Regions from separate parts of the Homo sapiens genome. Here region 2 is linked to region 1. Evidence: read pairs that join two places in POLR2A ChIA-PET (ENCODE). Cell type or tissue: OCI-LY7. All regions are shown on one strand. Each heading gives the region's core, and the rest is flanking DNA. Links, peaks and the distances in the headings are about the cores only. Region 1 overlaps NUAK2 (NUAK family kinase 2). Region 2 overlaps DSTYK (dual serine/threonine and tyrosine protein kinase).

The links. Peaks named below come from ENCODE experiments on the same cell type or tissue, not always from the same donor. Only the 100,000 strongest peaks of a DNase experiment are listed, where the experiment ranks them.
Region 2: POLR2A ChIA-PET joins it to region 1 with 7 read pairs; 2 of 35 experiments call an interaction of 5 or more read pairs at or near these places.

The regions. Positions count from the first base shown.
Region 1 is chr1:205,299,621-205,302,421 of GRCh38, forward strand. NUAK2 (NUAK family kinase 2) reads right to left here. Exons shown (of 7, transcript NM_030952.3): 7 at 2,443-2,801. Among named protein-coding and RNA genes, the nearest start is that of NUAK2, 21 kb to the right of the region's middle. RefSeq lists enhancers at 993-1,844, 1,761-2,055, 1,845-2,697, 2,698-2,801. In OCI-LY7, for the core only: no CTCF peak of the experiment used is centred there; DNase peaks (open chromatin) are centred at 458, 1,731 and 2,261; H3K4me3 peaks cover 2,110 bases; H3K27ac peaks cover 2,500 bases.
Region 2 is chr1:205,169,940-205,172,717 of GRCh38, forward strand. The region is part of intron 2 of DSTYK (dual serine/threonine and tyrosine protein kinase); the gene reads right to left. Among named protein-coding and RNA genes, the nearest start is that of DSTYK, 40 kb to the right of the region's middle. In OCI-LY7, for the core only: no CTCF peak of the experiment used is centred there; no DNase peak of the experiment used is centred there.

The sequences.
Region 1 (2,801 bases), core at 292-2,791:
AATTCTCCTGCCTCAGGCTCCCAAGCAGCTGGGACTACAAACATGCTCCACCATGCCTGGCTAATTTTTTTTGTATTTTTAGTAGAGACGAGGTTTCACCATGTTGGCCAGGCTGGTCTCGAACTCCTGACCTCAGGTGATCCATCCACCTTGGCCTCCCAAAGTGCTGGGATTACAGGCATGAGCCACCACGCCTGGCCTCACTCTCTTCTTTCTTAGCTTTCTCTTGGGGCTTGTGGAGACTAGGAAAGGGCACTTGGGAAATTGGCATATTCCTTGTGCCTGCAAAAGAACCTGGCATATAATGGATGCTCATATAATAAATATTTATAAATAAACCTGGCATATAAATTTATAGTTCCTTCACTTACATTCTTTTATCCAATTCTCCAAACACCATGCCATTCAAGTGAGTCTGTGGGATGCCAAACCTGGGTTTGAGGTCTGATTTCTCCATTTGCTATCAAGTTCCTTTTTTTTGAGACAGAGTCTTGTTCTGTTGCCCAGGCTGGAGTGCAGTGGCACAATCTCAGCTCACTGCAACTATCGCCTCCCAGGTTCAAGGGATTTTCCTGCCTCAGCCTCCCGAGTAGCTGGGCCTAGAGGAGTGCGCCACCATGACCGGCTAATTTTTTGTATTTTTAGTAAAGTCAGGATTTCACCATGTTGGCCAGGCTGGTCTCGAGCTCCTGACAAGTGATGCTTCTGCCTCGACCTCCCAAAGTGCTGGGATTACAGATGTGAGCCACTGCGCCTGGCCTACTTAATGTTTTTGAGTCTCCATTTCTTTTATAAAATGAGAATGATAGAAATAGTACTGAACTAACAAGACTATCGTGAGCATTACATGAGGTAACACACCTAAAGGGCTTGACCCATAAGCACTTAGTGAATGGTAGCCCCTATTATTATCTCCGAAGATGCAATTCTTTCCATCATCCAAACTCCCTTTTTCTTCTTTTTTTTTTTTTTTGAGACCAGGCTGGAGTGCAGTGGTGCGATCTCTGCTCACTGCAAGCTCCGCCTCCTGGGTTCACGCCATTCTCCTGCCTCAGCCTCCTGAGTAGCTGGGACTACAGGCGCCCGCCCCCGCGCCCGGCTAATTTTTTATATTTTTAGTAAAGACGGGGTTTCACCGTGTTAGCCGTGATGGTCTCGATCTCCTGACCTTGTGATCCGCCCACCTCTGCCTCCCAAAGTTCTGGGATTACAGGCATGAGCCACCGCGCCGTCCCCAAACTCCCTTTCAACATGATCTGAACCAATAACAATTTCTCACTGAATTGCATGCTACCTTACCCACAGCCTGTAACCTCCTTGAGGCTAAGATCTCTGTTTTTTTTTTTTTTTTTTTTGCACCAGGGATACAGCAATTACCTCTGTCTTCTACTAAGCTTAGCACACAAAAGGGCTTGATTCATGAGAGGAATGAATAAAGGAGCACTGCTACCCCCACAGCTGAACTCTAAGCTTCTGGAGATAAACCCACCCCCTGGATTTTTTCCATGTTTACCCAGAGTCTAGCCCAGAGTTCCAGCACTGAGTAGGACCTCAGAGACTTAAGACCTAAGTACTCCAGTGTCGCCTAAGCAATGTCTTGTTTGCTCTCCCATCTTGACCTCATAGTTGCCTTGCCCTCCCCATCTCCTTTGCAGACTAGTGACTTTGCCAGCTCAGCTCTCCAGGTGTGGGAGGGGAGGTCCAACGCGCTCCACTGGGCAGGCACCGACAGCCGGCAGGACAGGTGTGTTGTGGGGCCAGAGCCAGAGCTGGGGACGTTTGGAGGCCTCCTGTGACTACCAGAGTGGGTCGGGGTGGGGGAGGGAGGCTGCCTGAAGCCAGAGCCAGCCGGCTGCTGGCCGGCACTTTGTCCTCATCCTCCCTTTCATCCCCAGCCCTCGGAGCCTGGGAGTTTCTCAATGGAGCAGGCGTGTGGGGAATGCTCTGCAGGGGGCTGAGGGAGTTGGCGTACGGTGGGGGTGGACATTCCAGGCATTCTTTGCTTTCTCTGGGAGTCAGGCAGTGAGGACGGAGGGGGGAAAAGCTGCCCAGCACCAGAGTAAAGGGGATTTCTTAGGAGGGAGAGAATAAAGGCTGTGGGGGTGTCTTTACGCAGCAGGAGCAGGGCTCAAGCAGACAGGAGCAGGGGTGGGAGGAGAAGGAGGCAGGTGGTGGGGGCAGGGTGGGATAATCTGCCAAATCCACTTCTACTTTAGTGCCAAAGGCCGGAAGAGCAACTGGGACCCTGGGCCCAGGGCCTTCCCACCTGTGTGCTTAATAGGGTCAGGCCAGAGCTACTGAGCTCACGTTTGTTTTGATTCGGCAGTTTTTCTATTTCCCATCCCTGGCAGCCTAGGGGAACGAGTATTAGGAGAAGGCTCAAAAACCTGCTCAGCACCATCCCTCCCCACCTCAGTCACCAAAGAGAACAGCAGGGCCTGCTTCCAATCACCTTTCTGGTTTTAATGGTACTTTTTGGCCACGGAGGTCCATTAGGTAGAGACCATTAGGTAAAGAGACTCAAGAGTGTGGAGTGGAGTGTGGGGGGTTGTGGGAGGAGGTGGAAATAGTTGCAAAAATATCTCTCTGTACACAAAACTTAGATGTCATAGTGGATTTTCCCAGAACATAGCATTCACATTATTGAAAACAGCAAGATTCACTTTTCCTAAAACACAAAGCCAAGAACATAAAAATAAATATGGACATTCTAGAGTCCTGAAGGCCTAGAGAACACATCCATAGTCTGGACTTTAGAGCAGCTTAGAGGCAGAAGTTCTGAGTCACTGAGGTCCAAGGTG
Region 2 (2,778 bases), core at 1-2,500, 130 kb before region 1:
GGACTTCGGTACCCCAGCCATTGATCCACCTCCTTCCTCGGTTACCAACACTCCCTGGTGCAGCCTATGAAGGCAGGCACTCATCTAGAGAGAGTGAAAAAACAAAGAAGTAGAAAGGATGGCAACCCCTTTAGCCATCAGATTAAAAAAAAATTTTGGTCTCTGCCTTCCTTTATTGCTTAGACATTCCCACTGATTCCCTCTGATGAAGAATTAAGACAAATAATGGAAGAAAAAGGAATTGTAATGGAAATTATCAGACTGGGAGTGAGTCGACCTGGGGCACTCCTCCCCCTCTTGCTCTCCTCTGACACCTCCATCCCTGCCATTCTGACCTGGCTAACTCCTAAGCATCCTTTAAGTTTCAATGTATATGTTATGACATATCCTTATAGAGCCTTTCCTATCACACAGCCCCAACCAAGCACACTTTACTTCCCTCTTCTTAAGGTTCAACATATTTATAATCCACTTCTTTAAAACCTTTCTTTCCCCCATGGGTCTGTAAACTCTTTGAGGGCAGGGACTGGGTCTATTTTGCTTACTATCGTAGCTCCAGTGCCTAGCATGTGGTAAGTCCTAAATACTGTTGAATTAATCAATTAAGCAGGAAACGAAAAGCCAGGTTCACCAAACATTATTACTGTCCTGTTCTGAGTCTGTAGATATCCCGAAGTCTTAGCAACCTAAGTCTAAGAAATACCTTTAGGAATATGATCGATCACTTGGTATGGCAAAGACCAAGGTTTGCCTATCCAATATCTAGTCTCCATGTTATAAGTGAAGGCAATGTCCTTTACAGATAGGGGTATCCGATAAGTGGGTGGGGTTTCCAGGAAAGCCCTTTAGGGTACAGGGGGTGGATTCTACCAGGAAATATGTCCTTTGGCCTTGTCCTTCTTCCTGCTTGGAGCACAGATGTGACAGCTAGAACAGCAGCGATCACTCAGCAGCCCTAAGGCAAACCTGATGGTGGAAGCCAGCACTAAAGATGATGACACCAAAAGAAAGAGGGAGCTTAGGTCTCTGGTGATCACAGAACTGCCATGCCAGCTCTCAGTTACCTAGCTTCAGACTTCTTTCATGTAAGGAAAAAAAAAAAAACCCAAAAACTCTATCTTTAAGTTCCTGGTTTTTTTGTGTTTGTTTGTTTGATGATCTGTTACAATTGAACCTAATCCTAACTGAAATACCCAAGTTTGCTAAAGTGAGTTTCGAGAATGATCTTTAAGCTCGGCGCAGTGGCTCACACCTGTAATCCCAGCCCTTGGGAGTCCAAGGCAGGAGGATCGCTTGAGGTCAGGAGTTTGAGATCAGCCTGGCCAAGATGGCAAAACCCCATCTGTACTAAAAATACAAAAATTATCCGGGTGTGGTGGTGGGCGCCTGTAGCCCCAGCTACTCCAGAGACTGAGGCAGGAGAACGGCTTGAACCCAGGAGGCGGAGGTTGCAGTGAGCTGAGATCGCCCCACTGCACTCCAGCTTGGGCGACAAAGCAAGACTCTGTCTCAATTAAAAAAAAAAAAAAAAAAAAAGATCTTTGAGGTTTGAGGTTTAGAAACAAACCTTCCACAGGTCCTTTGCCTCGTCTGCACTTTCCACTTTGTGTTCTGCTTCTTTCCTGTGAAGGTTCCAAACACACAAGAGCATATGTCCATCTACTGCATTTCCATCCATTGCACAGGTTGTTCCTCTGTGTCTCTGACATTGTCTACTTTGCCTGGCATTCCAGGTGTAAACGGTTAACTAGGGACTCACACATATTAATATATTACCACTGTAGGTACACAGACTCCTGATGTCTTCAAGGGTCTGTAAACTCAGAATCAATCCTCCATAGAATTCTAGCATATTTTAGAGTTATAAAAGAACTCAACACAAATATGCTCAAGTTTGTGTCCTTAACAGTTATCAGATGTTGAATATTTACTTTGTCTGAAGTCTAAAAGATACACAATTTCGTTTCTTTCAGATGATTATGCTGTTTTTATTTCTTACCCTATCTGAGCAGCAGGTTTATTGATTGATTGATTGAGATGCAGTCTCACTCTGTCACCCATGCTGGAGTGCAATGGCACGAGCTCGGCTCACTGCAACCTCTGCCTCCTGGGTTCAAGTGAATTCTCCTGCCTCAGCCTCCCGAGTAGCTGGGATTACAGGCACGCACCACCACGCCCGGCTAATTTTTGTATTTTTAGTAGAGATGGGGTTTCACCATGTTGGCCGGGCTGGTCTTGAACTGCTGACCTCAAGTGATCCACCTGCCTCAGACTCCCAAAGTGCTGGGATTACAGGTGTGAGCCACCACACCCAGCATGAGCAGTAGGTATTTTTGATAAAAGTTTTTCTGTTTGTTTGTGGTTTTTTTTTTTTTTCTGAGACAAGGTCTTGTGCTGTTGCCCAGCCTGGAGTGCAGTGGTGCAATTAAGGTTCACTGTAGTCTCAACCTCCCAGGCTCAAGTGGTCCTCCCACCTCAGCCACCCAAGTAGCTGATACTACAGGTGTGAGCCACTACGCCCAGCTAATTTTCATTCTTTTTTGGGTTTTTTTTTTTTGGTAGAGATGGGGTTTTGCCATGTTGCCCAGGTTGGTCTTGAACTCCTGAGCTCAAGCGATCTGCGCCTCAGCCTCCCAAAGTGCTGAGATTACAGGTGTGAACCACTGTGCCCAGCCTTGAGTTTTTAAAATCTTTTTTATTTCCAACAAAGCACAAATATCTCACTTTCTTTTCTCACAAAGAACTATGCTATATTCTCAGATAGGTCACATAACTTTA